2 separate regions of the Homo sapiens genome follow, and region 2 is linked to region 1. The links are chromatin loops, found by intact Hi-C in ENCODE. Cell type or tissue: heart right ventricle. All regions are shown on one strand.

Region 1 (8,000 bases):
TAATGCTTTCCTGTTCTCTCAGGAGATCAGTCTCTGGTCTCCATTCTTTATTTAACCTAAAAATTGTAACCCATTATTTCAAATATGCACACAAGTAACTCTTGAATGAGCCGTAATGTTTTGTGTGATCAAATCTACGTTTCATCATATTATTTAGCTAAATGAAACGTCTTTCTTCTTCATCAAACACCACACTTCTTTTTAAATTTAACCAACCCAGAAAAGTATTATTTGACTGTAAGGTATACCAGAACAGTGGTCCGCAACCTTTTTGACACCAGGGGCCAGTTTCATGGTAGATAATTTTTCCATAGACCAGTGATGGCGGATGGTTTCGAGATGATTCAAGCGCGTTACATTTATTGTGCACTTTATTTATATTATTATTACATTATAATATATAATGAAATAATTATATAGCTCACCACAATGTCGAATCAGTAGAAGGCCTGGGTTTGTTTTCCAGCAACTAGACGGTCCCATCTGGGGGTGATGGGAGACAATGACAGATCATCAGGCATTAGATTCTCGTAAGGGGCATACAACCTAGATCCTTCGCATGCGCAGGTCACAATAGGGTGTGCATGCCTATGAAAATCTAACGCCAGTGCCAATCTGACAGGAGGCGGAGCTCAGGTGGGAATGCAAGCAGTGGAGAGCAGGTGTAAATACAGATGAAGCTTCCCTCGCTCACCTGCCACTCACCTCCTGCTCTGTGGCCCAGTTCCTAATAGGCCGTGGACTGGTCCCTGGCCCAGGGGTTGGGTATCCCTATACCAGAATATAGATGTGTAGGATGCTTATAATAGGGCTTTCATTGTCTTTACTTTTAGTATAAAATACACAAATATACTGTAACTATGCACACTATAATAATTAGCCAATAAAATTAATTCAAAGAAATAATGGACTTTATGAAGAATAATCAGTCATTGCTGTTTACTGACTCAATATAAAATGGTAGGACCGTAAGATAAGCATTCAGGGGAGGTGTCAAAGAAGATGAGAGACAGGAACTGAGTCTCAAAAACTCACTCATTCTTTGGTGAGAGAGGGAGTGAATTGGTTTTATAAGCCAATTCAGTCAAAATCGCTGAACCAATCATTTTCTCTCCAAAATTTTCTCTCCAGTATTTTTCTCTCACTATCACTGTCACACATGCAAACACATAGTGTTCATACATATTAGAGTTACATATGTTTACTATTTGAAGCACATAAATTTTGACTTCCAATTTGGAACCTTTCAGTTCAATTTTGAACTAGAGTATTCTAAAAATCAAAACACGGTCTTGAAAAACAGTAGCACTACACAGACTCTGCCAAAAAGTTCATGTTGTGATACATGCCCCTAGGGAAATAGTTGGACCAGCTTTACACAGTTATACAAATCCATTGAATTCAGTCACAATTGTTAAATAAACAATTTAGCTTTACATTAGACATGGGAGATGGGGGAGGTAATAGATATTTGGAAAGACTGGGAAGCTATTTTTCAGGATCATTAAAATAAGAATGAGTCAGAGCTAAGCAGAAAATAAGGACAGAGTACACAGGACTCATTTGAATTGTAAAAATTGCATAATTACATGACATGGCTAATTAACTTAGCCTTTTATCTTTATATCTTCCCCCCTCAATACTTAGTACACTAACTTGCACTTATAGTACCCTCAAAAATATTTGACGATGTTATATCAAGAATGAAATTGGAAATCATCATTCTCAGTAAACTATCGCAAGAACAAAAAACCAAACACCGCATATTCTCACTCATAGTTGGGAATTGAACAATGAGATCACATGGACACAGGAAGGGGAATATCACACTCTGGGGACTGTTGTGGAGCGGGGAGGGATAGCATTGGGAGATATACCTAATGCTAGATGACGAGTTAGTGGGTGCAGCACACCAGCATGGCACATGTATACATATGTAACTAACCTGCACAATGTACACATGTACCCTAAAAGTATAATAAAAAAATAAATACATAAACAAACAAACAAATAAATAAATAAATAAATAAAAAGAATTGCATTCTTAAGAACCTGCACCTACAGCAAGTCCATTTAAATGTTATACGGAATGTATTTTTAATGTATTTCAAAATGGGAAAAGATAAAAGTCCAAACAGAAACAAACATAGCAGTTCATCCTTTCAATAACATTTGAGTGTGGGGGTTCCAAAGCGAAGAAGCTTTGCGTTAAGGAGATAATTCTATAGCAGCAAATGCAAGGTACATTTTCTTCATAGTTACTGGATCAAAGAAGATGCAATCAGCCTATCAGCTGAAGCCTTTTTTTGTTTCCCCACACGTGGAAGGTGGTTTCTAGGCTGCAAACACCACTCTCAGTCTTTAGAATTAACTGGTTCCCATATTCATGAGTTGCAGATCATTAAAGTTATCTTCCTTTATTAATGACAAATTATCAGATTAGTAGAAAGTCACCTAACAATATTCTCTTCGTTAAAATTTGGCCATCTACCCACTCTTTCATCCTTTACCCAATAAATAAATACCAGATTCCTTAGTTTGGTATATATGGCCCTCCAGGGTTTGGCCCCATTTGCCACGACTTCCTAATATCCACTCTAGTCCCAGTATCCCGTCAATATCACCTTCTCTTTTGACCTTTATATATAGCTTCTTCTGCCTGAAATGGCTTGGTCTTCCCATGCCTCCTTCAAGCACAACTTAATTACTGCTGATGTGAAGCCTTTCCTTACCTGCTTGCCTTGCCTTTATCAAGGTATAGTCACTAACAATAGTTATAATAATGGTGTAATGTGCTCTTACTAGGTGTCAGGAAATGTACTTTTCCTTAGAAGGAAGTAAAGAATAGTGGTTAAAATTAGAGATGCTGGAGTCAAACTACTTGGGTTGTCATCTTAGTTCCATTATTCCCTATGAGTAAGGTACTTTCAGTACTTTAAGTAATCTCCCTGTGCTTTCAGTTCCCTCCGTACAGTGGAGCTAATAATAGTTCCTCATGATGTTGTTGTCATTACATCCAAAGAGCTTGCACATAGTAAGGCCTACACTAACATATGTGTTTTCTCAATACAATCTGCTTCCCAGATAAAATAAATTAAGGCTTATGATTAAGTAACTGAAACTAGTAAGTGGTAGAATTGGGAATTAAACAGAGATCTCTGAATACGAAGCCCATCCACTTAACCATTGCATTATCCTGCATCCAGAAATTTGTTCAATTCTTTCAGATACCAAAGTGTCTTAAATGTTTCTTTATTAGCACTTACCATAAGCCATCAAATTATGTCCTTAAATATGGAGCACCTTGAGAATGGGATCTGTTCTCTTTTATCTCTTTGGTGAACTGCCCAGCACCCAGCATGATGCCTGGTACAATACAGATGCCCCATAATTGTGTGCTGAGGAAGAATTAACTTGTTATTAAGGATATAGAGGCAATATCTAAAAAAATTCTCTACTTTGTTTGCCAGAGCCTCAAAAGCAGTAATTAATTTGAAATCTGAATATGGCCTGCAGATGGAATTGATATTTGGGACAGGATATCTTGCTCCTAAATAACATCATTTGTGTAGCCATTTATTATGTCTATTTCATTTAGATTCCCAAATTAAAGGTAATTTAAGCAGCACCCTTACCTTATGACTGTTACTTTGTTTTTGTATATTCCCAACTATTCTCAACACAGACTGTGATACAAGTAACAAGGATTCAAGTAACTAGTACCCTGTCCTGGGCCCTGTGTTTCCCTGGCCATGTCTTCACAAGAACTGAGGAGCTCATATGACCAAGGAGACATTATCCCCTCCCCACATGGAGCCCACACTAACCCTTCAAGACTTTGCTATCGATATACCAGTCCCCCAACTCCCTGCCCACATAGCTCTAAGCCTGTTTCCAGGATTGTTTTGGACTCTTCCCTCCAAAGGTGAGTATGCGTAGGTGTCTGCACTCTTAGGCCCTAGGGGTGGCCAAGCAGCCACCGTTTGTTGAATGAGGGAGGTATGGATGGAGCTTAGAAACGCATCTAGGCGGCCAGGCACGGTGGCTCATGCCTATAGTTCCAGCACTTTGGGAGGCCAAGGCGGGTGGATCACCTAAGGTCGGAAGTTCAAGACCAGCCTGACCAACATAGAGAAACCCTTTCTCTACTAAAAATACAAAATTAGCCAGGTGTGGTGCCGCATGCCTATAATCCCAGCTACTCAGGAGGGTGAAGCAAGAGAATCGCTTGAACCCAGGAGGCAGAGGCTGTGGTGAGCTGAGATCGTGCCATTGCACTCCAGCCTGGGTGATAGAGTGAGACTCCATCTCAAAAAAATAAATAAATAAATAAATAATAAAGAAAGAAATGCATCCAGGCTGGGCGTCCACACCTGTGCATGTGGGGCTTCTCATGGCGAGGGGCAGAGCTGAGGGTGGGAAAGGAAAATGTCAAGTCATATGCCTGAAGCCAGCTCCAAGTCTACCAGCACATCCCAGCTCAGGACTTGGAATGGTCCAGGAAGTTTGAATTCAGACCTATACTTCCAAGTCATCATGAAAAGAAATGTGTTAAGATAGGAAAATAGGACAGATTTTTTAAACTTTCTGTTAGCTTGATTTATAATTGCTAGATATTTAGCCAAATATTATGGGGTTTACATTTGTACTTTTGCTCCAGATCCTGCTAAGGTTAGTGGCAGGTTTGCAAACGATGATATGCTTATGGTTAAAACCACAGTCATTTCTCTCTTTTCCTAGAAAGAATTAAGGAGTTTAGTAAGAAAGCATCAACATATTAATGAGAAAATGCCTGGGTACATCTGTTTCCTTCTTGATGGTAGATTTAACCAATGTGGATAGGCAGCCTTGCTTGTAAGTCTCCGTAATCACCAACAAACGACTAACATGAGATTATTTTTAAAAACCTCTACTTTTTAGCATGACGGTTACGATATTTATCAGAAAATAAATGTCTCCAATGTTATGATTTTTCCTAACGAGATCCACATGCAAAAAGGAGAGAAGGTTAGCAATAGAAAAAAAGAAATATGCTTGTCAAAATCTAGATTCCCAAGAAGAAAGCCTCTTTTCATTTTATAGCAGAGGGAAGTTTTCACTTTATCATCAGTAAAAATGCTTGTTAGCCAGATTAAAATTTCAGAGACTTGATGGTGGAAAACCCTTGTAAACAGAATGTGCAGCTGTGTTTCCAAAGCAGTGAGGAAAAGCCACCTGCCAGTGTAAACTCAGGCTACATTGTTTTAAAGCAGTGGCTGCCTTTCTTATCAGAAATGTGCACGTCAGAGAAGAAAGTGGGGAGGTCTCAGAAGCCCACCTAAGTTCAGCAAATCAAACGCCGTGTCAGACTGGTTCCCGTTATTAGGATGGACATTGTGAGTTATAGTAAATCCAAGAGGTACCTTTGCTTTTTAAGGAAAGGAAAGGAAAGGAAAGGGAACTGTGGGACTTTGTAGGAAAGGAAACTGCCAGTGAATCCAATCTACACAGAAATCAATTTCACACGGCCATAATTCAAGGAAATGGGGCAGTATGTAATGACGTGGACATTCATTTTGCTTTTTAAAATTCAAACGTTCTTCTTGGCTACTACAGTATTTTTGAAATCAGCTTGGGCTTTTTTCCCTCTCATCTCCCTCTACAAGCATTTTTGCTGTACATGGGAATCTATGAAACAGAGCCTTGCACTGTGACTCAACCCATTGTTTCTTTTAACTTTTCTCACCATCTCCTCCTGCATCATTTCCCTTTCTCAGGACTAAAAAACAGTCACGGAAAAAAATCAATGTTTTAAAATATACATTCAACAAATAGTGGGAAATATAATAAAATGAATTCACTAATTTGGCTTTGACTTTCACTAGTGCATACTTTGAAGTTCATACACAACTCACATTCTAGGACAGAATTGTATTCCTTGCATCATAACATAATTGGTAAATTTCTATTTCTTTTTCCCCTTCTTGTCGGGCTGGGGAAAGAGGGCTATAACTTTGTTCTAATTTCTACCTCTACTGAAGGTATGTTCTTGAGTATTTGTGTATGATATCTGCTATGAAGATAATGTTTTAACACATTTTAAATAACAATGGTAATAATAGCATTAATATATTTAAAAATATGTCCAGGACCTGAAGAGATGGAAATTTGTTTATTTGACTCCAATACATTATGACAGCTATGACTTGAAGACTGACCAATAAATAATGATGCTCAGGTTAGATTTTCTTTAAATAAAGATACTAATACTGTAATGTCTCCTTTTAAAACAAATTCAGAGGCAAAGACATGGCACTTTAAACCATATGATGGAAAACAGAGAAAAAGTGTCATATTCTAGTTGTCTCTAACAGAAGGAGGACATCATGATGGGAAGTAGCTATATACAGTTTATATTGGGGAGGAAGAACTGAGTACATTGTAGAAAACAAACTCGGAGTGCAGTAATTAAAAAAAGGCATAGAATCCAACCCCCACTATTGCCAACATGGACTTCAGAAATCAGCAATCTGATAATCTCATCTGCCAAATGAGGAGGCCAACACTCAAGGGTTGTGGCATCTCAACCAGGTCACATCAAAAGGGCAAGATTTCTTAGATGAAATCTCAAGATTCCAAATAAAAGGCCTGTGTCTCTGACTCCCTGCCTTTAATGCTAATAACACCTTCGTCCAGAATCAATTTTTTTTAACAACAAAAACTTAGAGTTAATAACTTTACTAATGATGCTGAATAGATACACTTTTTCTTGAGGTAGAGAACATATAAACATAAACTAGCATTGAGTCTCATTCATTGACCCTGTCACTATTGTGTTTCCAGTATAATGGCAGCATCTTGTAGAAGAAAATAAGCATGGACATTGGCGCAAGAAAGATCTCACAACTGCCAGTATACTGGTCTTTTATGCATGACAAAATTACTCCAACTTTCTGAGATTCATTTTTATCTTGTATACCTCATGATAAATATTGCATGACTCACGAGCCTTTGTGAAAATTAAATTATATGACATAAATGAAAATACCAAGTATTCTGCCTGCCACCTAGGAAGTGCAGAATATAATACCTGATGAAGAAGGATTAATACCTAAAAATTAGATGGGGATACAATTGAACCCTTTTTTTAAGAAAAAATAAATAACTAGAGAATAATTCGAAGTTGTTTGTTGAACAAGTATTTATATTTTAGTAGTGTGACAGACAAAAGCAATGAAATAGCGGCTGAAGAATTCATGAACCAGCAAGAACAACAGCAAAAAGAATCAGTGTGAGGGGCAGGGCAGTGGCTGCACAGAGACGATATCTTTAGCTGAGTTTGAAAAGAAAAAGAATAGCTTGATAGGTGGAGTTGACAGTCAAAGATGTTCTAAGAACAGTATGAAAGGCTGGAGCTGAGAAGGAACTGTCATGTACAAAAGATATAGAGCACGGGGGTCCAATCTTTTGGTTTCTGTATTCTACACTGGAAGAAGAAAAATTGTCTTGGGCCAACATAAAATACACTAACGATAGCTGATGATCTAAAAAACAAAACGGCAAAAAAATCTCATAATGTTTTAAGAAAGTTTACAAATTTGTGTTGAGCCACATTCAAAGCCACCCTGGGCCTCATGTGGCCATGGGCCTTGGGTTGTACAAGCTTGATTGAGCATCATTGGCTTAGGAAAATCTGAGAAAACTTTGTAAGAAGTAGTAAAATATGGATAAATAAACTGAAGCCCATCAAACAAAGGCCTTACATGCTCACCTGAGTGGCTCGAGTTTGGTATAAAAATAATACATACTAGATTCCAAAGTAGAGGAACGATACAGTGATTTAGTGATCTAGTGATTTAGAAGCAAGCAATCTGGCAATCAAGAGCATGATGGATCATGCTGGAAAAAAACTTCAGAGAAGTGGAGAGAATGGATAAAAGCACCTCTAATAATCCCAAAATGAGGTGATGGAGGCCTGAAATGAGACAGTGGTGAGGAGTCCAGCTCCTAGCCAAAAACCT
Region 2 (8,000 bases), 250 kb before region 1:
ACCCACTCATTTAGAAACGGTCCCACCTAATGACTCAATTAGCTTAATAAACAGCAACATCAAGTTTCTTTTAATATTTCCTCACTGTGAATTCTTTCCCCAAGTGTTTGGATTGCCCAGAAAATTATTACTTCCTGTGTGAAGCCTTTCCTGATATATCCCAATAAAGTTTACTGCCCTGTCTCCTATGCTCTCATGATTCCTTACATAGATTTAGACAAGTGGTTCTCAACTGGAGGTGATTTTTTGCTCTCCAAAGAACATTGGCAATGTCTGGAGACATTATTGGTTGTCCCAACTGAGACTGTGCTACTGAAAACCAGTGGGTAGAGGTCAGAGATTCTGTTAAATATTCCAGAACTCACAGGACAGCCCCCACAACAGAGAGTTACTTAGCAAAAAATGTTGATAGTAATAAGATGGAGAAACCCTAGGACCCTGGTGTAGAATAAGTCACCTTGATGGCCATTCTTGACCCGGGATTTATGTCAAACCTGCCTACCTGCCTTGCCTGACTGTATCAGAGAAGCCAGTGCATCTTCTCACCTCCTGGCAACATCACCAGTCCAGAGGAATCTCAGGAACTCTGTTTCTCTGGATTTGAAAAGGCAGGTGACAACTTGAGGTCAGGAGTTCGAGACCAGCCTGACCAACAGGATGAAACCCTGTATCTACTAAAAATACAAAAATTAGGGGGACATGGTGGTGGGTGCCTGTAATCTCAGCTACTTGGGAGCCTGAGGCAGGAGAATCGCTTGAACCTGGGAGATGGAGGCTGCAGTGATCCGAGATGGCACGCACCGCTGCATTCCAGCCTGAGTGATAGAGCGAGTCTCCATCTCAAAAAAAAAAAAAAGAAAGAAAAGAAAAGAAAAGAAAGAAAAAGAAAAAGAAAACTCATTCCCTCTTTCACATCATCATTATTGAATGAAGAGGACCTCCTGGATCTCCATGTCCTCCTGACAAGAGCTTCACTCTCCTTCCATCCAGCAATCCAGGCCTCACTATCACTCTCTGCCATAAAATATTGAGAAATCATCTTATCTTGCTTTTCGCAAGAATTCAAGGTCTCCCCAGTCATGTCATCCTTCAGATTCTAACCTACATTGCCTTTTCTAACTTCTCTCCATTCTTCTACAACATCTAAAACCCTTCTTCCACTGTACCCTTCAGAATTTAAAGTCAGTAGTCAGAAAAATTGCTGTTATCTTTAAACTTAACTCTAACCAAAATATGGCTTTCTCTTAAGAGCATGGCTTTTTCTAATCGGCTCACTTCAGAGATGACTGTTTCTTGGCCACATCCCTGGCACCTCCAGACCAAGGAAGCCTTACTCTTGAGACCATTCTCCCCTCTACCCCCCTCAAGTCCTTTAGCTTCAGCTTACGCATCAGCACACTCCATGCACTTCCCTCCATATGGCCGTCACCTACTAAACTCTTAATAAAAGTCTTTATTAAGAGTTCTTTCCTGGATGACTCTTACTCTTTGCAATCCTGTATTACAACACCAAAACTCATATAGATTACATAATATCCTGTCTTCTCAGTTCTTTGATCTTCTTGTCTATAATATTTAGTTAATAAGTGAATGAAGGATCTCCTACTCCACCTATCTCATTCTCTTACTCCCATGGCCATATTCTGGGCCTTGTCTGTTTCAATATCCACAATCTCTCTAAAATATCAATTCCACGCATTCCACTCTATGAGACCTTTCTTTATCATTCCCTCTGATTACAACTATCTTTAGCTTGTTGAGAATTGCTAACCATTAACCAGCTACCTCCTAATGACATCATATCTCTCTGATCTAATTTAAATTAAATTTTATACTTCTTAATTATAACTATTCCCTTGTTGCTCATATGCACTCTTGGCAAACACTTTAACCCTGATAAAACCCAAGTCTGTACCTGCTCATCATCTTCCCACATGCACCCTCAGTCTCCTAGACAATTGTTGTATACCTTTTCTTCCCTCTTAGAACACCTAATATTTCATCTCCAATCTTTACTTTCAGCTACTTTTTTTCACTGAAAACTTGGAAGCAATCAGAAGGGCACTGCCACAATGTTCTTCGCAATATCTGTGCATTGACCAGCTTCTGTTATACCAAAATTACCTCCTTTTAAGCTGTTGCCCTCCTGATCTTACCTGTGGCCAACTTCTCACTTATGTTCTAGATTTCATCCAATCTTACCTACTAGAGGACATCATTCCAGCAATTCTACTCTCTTCTTCATGATCTATTTCTTTCTCTGAACTGGATCAGTCACTCATCATTAAATTATATGATTCTATCTCCCATCTTAAGTAGAACAAACATCTGAACACCACATTTTTTCTCCATTACCCTTATTTTTCTGCTTCCCATTGTTGCAAAATTCCTTGATAAAATGGTTTATAGTTGGATGCCTCAAGTACCTCTAGTCTCTTGCTTTCTTGAACCCTCTCAAATCAAAATTTTGTCCTAAGCAATTCAACACATATTAGATTTATCAAAACTTGTCACAGGTACCAAAATCCCCGGGTACCTCAGAATGTGTGTTGGATTAATGATTCTTTAACCCCGACATAATATCAAATACTTCAGAATTTTCTTCTCATCTTTATATTATTGTCATTCACTTATTTGCCTTATTCCACTATAAACTCATTGAGGACAAGAATTAGACCTCACCCAGCTATCTGTATCTACTAAGATATTTAGTTAAGTATCGTTTTGCACACTACTATTGTAATCGCTATCAATATAGCTAATATTTATTGAATTCTTAGGATAAGCTAAGCACTATTCTTAGTACTTTCAATAATTGATTCAGATAATCTTCATAATAACCCTAGAAAGTAGATGTACTATTATCCACACTTCATTATATCAGGTGAAGAAGATGGAGCATGAAAAAAATAAGTAATTTTCCAGAGGTCACACAGCTGTGATGGATGAATCACAAAATCTGACCCAGGCGATCTAACTCCTAAGCCTGCATTGAGAATAAATTATGTACTGAAATTATCAATCAAATACACTTAATAGGCTAAGGGCATGCCATTGCTATACTTTAAAGAATATCTGTAAAATTCAATGTAATTGGAGTGGAGCTTCTTTTCTTTCTTTTTTATTTTTTTTCAAGATGGAGTCTTGCTCTGTTGCCCAGGCTGGAGTGCAGTGGTGCAACCTCGGCTCACTGCAGCCTCCGCCTCCTGGGTTCAAGCAATTCTCCTGCCTCAGCCTCCCGAGTAGCTGGGATTACAGGCATGTACCACCACACCAAGCTAATTTTTGTATTCTTAGTAGAGACGGGGTTTCACCATGTTGGCCAGGCTGTTCTTGAACTCTTGACCTCGTGATTCCCCCACCTTGGCCTCCCAAAGTGCTGGGATTACAGGCATGAGCCACCGCACCTGGCCCGGTTTATTTTCATAATAAAATTAAGTTTAACAATATTGGTTTCAAATTTCAGAATATTTTTCTTCTTTTATTTTATTTATATTTTCTAAATATAATAGAATATACTTTAATACTGTAGATAATAGAAAAAGAATAAAATATTTGATTTGGAGTGAAAAAGGAGAACATATAGGATTCACCAAATGATAAATCTGTAGCATTCAAATCAGCTAAAATTTTGAACAGGAAAAGAATAGGAAGAGCCTTTTTTCTAGCGCACTCCCCTTTTTTGTTGTTTCTCTCCCTGGAGAAAAACTTTAAAAAGCACAATAATTTGGAACACTTATGGAAATAAATGTTGTAGAAACTCACGTTAATAATAATTCCAATAATGTTGTCATGTTAGATAAACCCCCTGAACCCTCAGAATCATTTATATTTATATTTTTTTGGCTTTACTTAATAACTTCATAATTACATAATTATGTCCCTGAAATTAGGGTGCAGGAATGTTTAGTCAGTTACCAGGACTGAGGATTTGGGGTTCATTTACAAAATGAACAATTCATTATTATTGAAAAAAACATCAGTTTAAGTGACTGTCAAATTATAGCTTCTTATTTCAGGACTGCAAGCAATTGAGCTCTGAGCATCCCACACTTCTGAGGAATAAATTTTGCATAATCATTCAATCATTTTGAGTGGGCAGCAATATAGCTTTAGCACCTTTGCTTCATACACTCAAATCTAATTACATAGCACTGAAGAGAAGTCATCATCTTCCAGAAATGTCCATTATGTTTGCAAGGCTTATCTGCTTAATGGTTTTTGTCCAGTGTCAGGCAGAACTAGCTGCACTTTGTGTTGGAAATCACACTGTCCTCATTCTCTTCGGAAATAATCAAGTCTTTTTATTCTTCTCTAGATGCTACTATGCAAGGCAAATATTCTAAAGGAGCATCTCAATGAGTTTAAGCCTCTTCTACCATATTCTGTGGAAACTTCATGTGGTGGTTTCTTTAGCTTCAGAGAAATCCAGGGCAGACAATCCCAGCCTTGATGCTGATACTATAAATGACCTTCCCCGGGTTCTCTACGTGAATGGTGTGCACAAGGGAATGACGTCATCATCACTTTAGTCATTTGAAGACGGCCTGAAATATCCCAGGGGAGCTGTGAGAACAATCAGCTCCTCCTTCAGGAAATGAGAGGAAGGGCCAACCCAAGGGAAATTTATTTATTACATGTTTGAAGGCTGCTGAAATAACAAAACATCCTTAACAAGCAAACCTATCCTATACAAAATAATAATAATAATAATAATATTCTCACACTGGGGCAGTGAATGTCATTCAGGCAAGTCTAGGGAGCATTCTGTTAACGGCACTCCCAGAAAAGGAGGAGGGCAATGTGGCAATATTAAATAAATTACTCATCAGTGAAAAACTTTCCTTGACCCATCTGCTCGCAGGAAATCTGCTCAAAGTTGGCCTTGGCACCAACCAGGTCAACAGCTTCTGCGTCAGAGCAAGTGCTTTGTCACAATTATATTGTGCTGAGAAATCCCTACTCTTAGGATCAAATAGTTAAAATAAGACCTGCTGCAGAAGAGCAGACACTCCCAAAATCAGGTGAGATGTCAGGCTTCATTTGTCAAGCCTGCAGGAAATCTAAGGTTTGAACATTTTCATCATTTTCTCTCCCTTCCCAAGGCTGAGCTTTGCAATCTGGAGACATGTTGTGTGCCTGCCCTGGGTCAACGTGTAAGGCCATCCCTTACCTAAACTGTACTTTCAGAGTTAGATCAAGTGTGGGAATTTGTCTCTTCCTTTGAGCTTTCTCAGTTACATTTTGCAGGTTACTTCTGAATTGTAAATCTCTGTCAATCCCAGAAGAGGGAATTCCTTTTTGCCATTTTACACTATTATTTTTTGTTAGAGATTGTATTTTTCCTACTTTTGAAAGTCCTCCTTTTCTCCAGTGTAGTTGAAATAAAATTATACATCAAAAAGTAGAAAGATGGAAGAAGGAATTCTGTCTCAACAATGTACCATAGAGGCCAGGTGTGGGAGCTCATGCCTGTCATACCATCACTTTGGGAAGCTGAGGCAGGAGGATCTTTTGAGCCCAGGGATTCGAGGCAGCAGTGTGCTATGACCACACCACTGCATTCCAGCCTGGATGACAAAGGAAGACCAAGTCTCTTAAAAAAAACAACAACAACAAAAAGAAAGAAAAAAAAGAATGTACCATAAAAATCCTGCGTAAATTCTCACCCTGCTGGTCTGTCGTACAGATTTCAGACTCAAGACCACAACTTCAACTCTTACCTGAATTTCCAGCCTGCCATTCTGCCCTTTCCAGCCCCCACATCATTAACTCCACCCAGTGAGCTACATCGTCGCCCATAAGGGTATGACTAGTAGGATTTGGGTCTGGAAGCTCTGCCCAACAGCTCTACTGGTCCAGGCATTTTTCCTTGTTGGTGCTCAGCAACTTCTCATCTGCAACATGACTTTGGGCCATGGTGCCCTGAGGTATGGCTGCTGGAATGCCCCAGAAGAAGACCATCCCTGCATTGCTGTGCAGTGTAATTCTCTCCACCTGAGTAGCCCCATATCTCTTCCAGGGCTGCCTGAGCCACCGACCTTTTGTGTTAGCAGCAATAGGACTATCTCCCAGCACAGGCCTGCAACTACAGATGCTGTCAGTCTGAGAACTGAACTCTACCTACAGACACCCAGAGGCCTTTTTTTTCTGACTTAGGACAGACCAAGACAGAGAATCCTGGAAGTTGTACTAGGGAGGAATCATTCACAGCAGAGACCCAGGTGATGGACAAGGAGGCTCTTAGCCTGAGTCTACTGGAAAGATAGTAAGAGAATAAGATGTGATTTGAAGAAATTAAAAGTGGCAAATTTAGCCAAAAGAAGATCTGCTCTCTACGCAGCAGCACACTTTCTGAAGATGACTCTGTGGATTGGAGACTGGCTCCAGGGTGACCTTGAGAGGCATGTGTGGAAAATGGCAGGGCCACATGAGGGAAGGAGCCTGGATCATGAAGTCAGCCCCAGAGGAGACTCATCCCCATCCACTTGGATCAAACAAGGACTAACTCGCTCCACAGAAAGTCCATGAAACTTGAAGACCTTGGCAGTTTCAACTGATCTCCCCAGAGTTCTTCAATAATTAATACCTCTTTTAGTTCTTTTAATTAATACCTCTAGTGAGACCCTTCAGTCTTCTGTGTCTGCCTGCCTGCACTGAGCAAACACAGGGGAGAGTGGGAGCCGTCGGGTCAGGGAGATCTCTGTACTTTTAAGACAGAATCAAGCCTTTCTGTTGCAGAGAGAAACTTTGATTCAAGAGAGTTCACCTCACCCAGGGATATGAGCACATGAGCCCTCTTCTACTTCAGGCCCATTATCATGCCCCCCGATGCCCATGTGCAGAGAAGTGGGAAAAGCATAACACTGCTTTGATCTTCTGGGGCTTCTGTATGGCCAGGTGGGGCCTAGAGTGGTGCAAGCTCCAAGGTGGTCTCTGGCTGCAATCAGATCTTTCCATTTCCCCAAATGCACTGGATAATAATACCACTTTCTATGTGTGCAGAGAAAATCAAAGTGCTTTTTTTTTTTTGAGACGTAGTTTCCCTCTGTCACCCAGGCTGGAGTGCAGTAGCACAGTCTCGGCTCACTGTAGCCAGGATGGTCTCAATCTCCTGATCTCGTGATGTGCCCACCTTGGCCTCCTAGAGTGCTGGGATTACAGGCTGAGCCACCAAGCCCAGCCTCAAAGTGCGTTTTATAGAACCTGGTTGGTTTCCCCTCTCCCCAGCCCAACTGGTGGTCTGTCCTGCTTGCCAGGCACTTGTTTGAATTTAAGGCAATACTCTCTAAGGTTCCATGCAGTCAGCTGTGGCCTACAGGATACTGGTAATCAGAGGCGGGGCTGCAGTGCCCTTTGGAGCCAAGGAGAGCCTGCTTTCTGTCACAAAGCTATCCTCCCAACTGGTCTCAGAGCAGCTGTGGGGTGCTTTTCTGGTGTTGTCTTAAAGCTTGAGACAAGTCTCAGGTCTCTTTGGATTTCCCTGGAAGATCCTGGTGTGTGCTGCTGTCGTTGTTTTTATAGTAAACAGCCAACAGACTTCAAGGAGGGATAAGCTGGCCAAAAGACTTTCTGCCCAGATCTAAGAATATCACAAAGTTAGTGAAAAGATGGGAATAATTACAGAAGCCTATCAAGCCCTCAAGTCACCTGTGGTGAAAGCCAGTCCCCCAAAGCAATAAACTCTGAGTTTCAAAGCACGTAATAAAAGTCCAAACAGGTCTTCACTTAGGGACACAGGAGACTTCCTTGGAAAAGGACAGAAAAGTGAGCTTGAATTTTCATTGCATAGGTTAATGATGATCACTCAAAAAGGCATCAAAATCCCACTAATCTTGGCTGGATGTGGTGGCTCACACCTGTAATCCCAGCACTTTTGGAGGCCAAGGCGGGTAGATTGTTTGAGCCCAGGAGCTTCAGACCAGGCTAGGGCAACGTAGCGAAACCTCATGTGTACAAAAATACAAAAATGAGCTGGGTGTGGTGGCCCATGCCTGAAA

The links. Peaks named below come from ENCODE experiments on the same cell type or tissue, not always from the same donor. Only the 100,000 strongest peaks of a DNase experiment are listed, where the experiment ranks them.
Region 2: a loop joins it to region 1, with 2.9 times the contacts of the local background. A loop is called at or near these places in 7 of 110 quality-filtered maps.

The regions. Positions count from the first base shown.
Region 1 is chr4:176,381,145-176,389,144 of GRCh38, reverse strand. It overlaps a transcript of LOC124900817 not described here. Among named protein-coding and RNA genes, the nearest start is that of SPCS3-AS1, 65 kb to the right of the region's middle. In heart right ventricle, no CTCF peak of the experiment used is centred here; no DNase peak of the experiment used is centred here; H3K4me3 peaks cover 1,035 bases; H3K27ac peaks cover 4,178 bases.
Region 2 is chr4:176,632,683-176,640,682 of GRCh38, reverse strand. No RefSeq gene overlaps it. Among named protein-coding and RNA genes, the nearest start is that of HAFML, 18 kb to the left of the region's middle. In heart right ventricle, a CTCF peak has its summit at 4,553; no DNase peak of the experiment used is centred here; H3K27ac peaks cover 1,672 bases.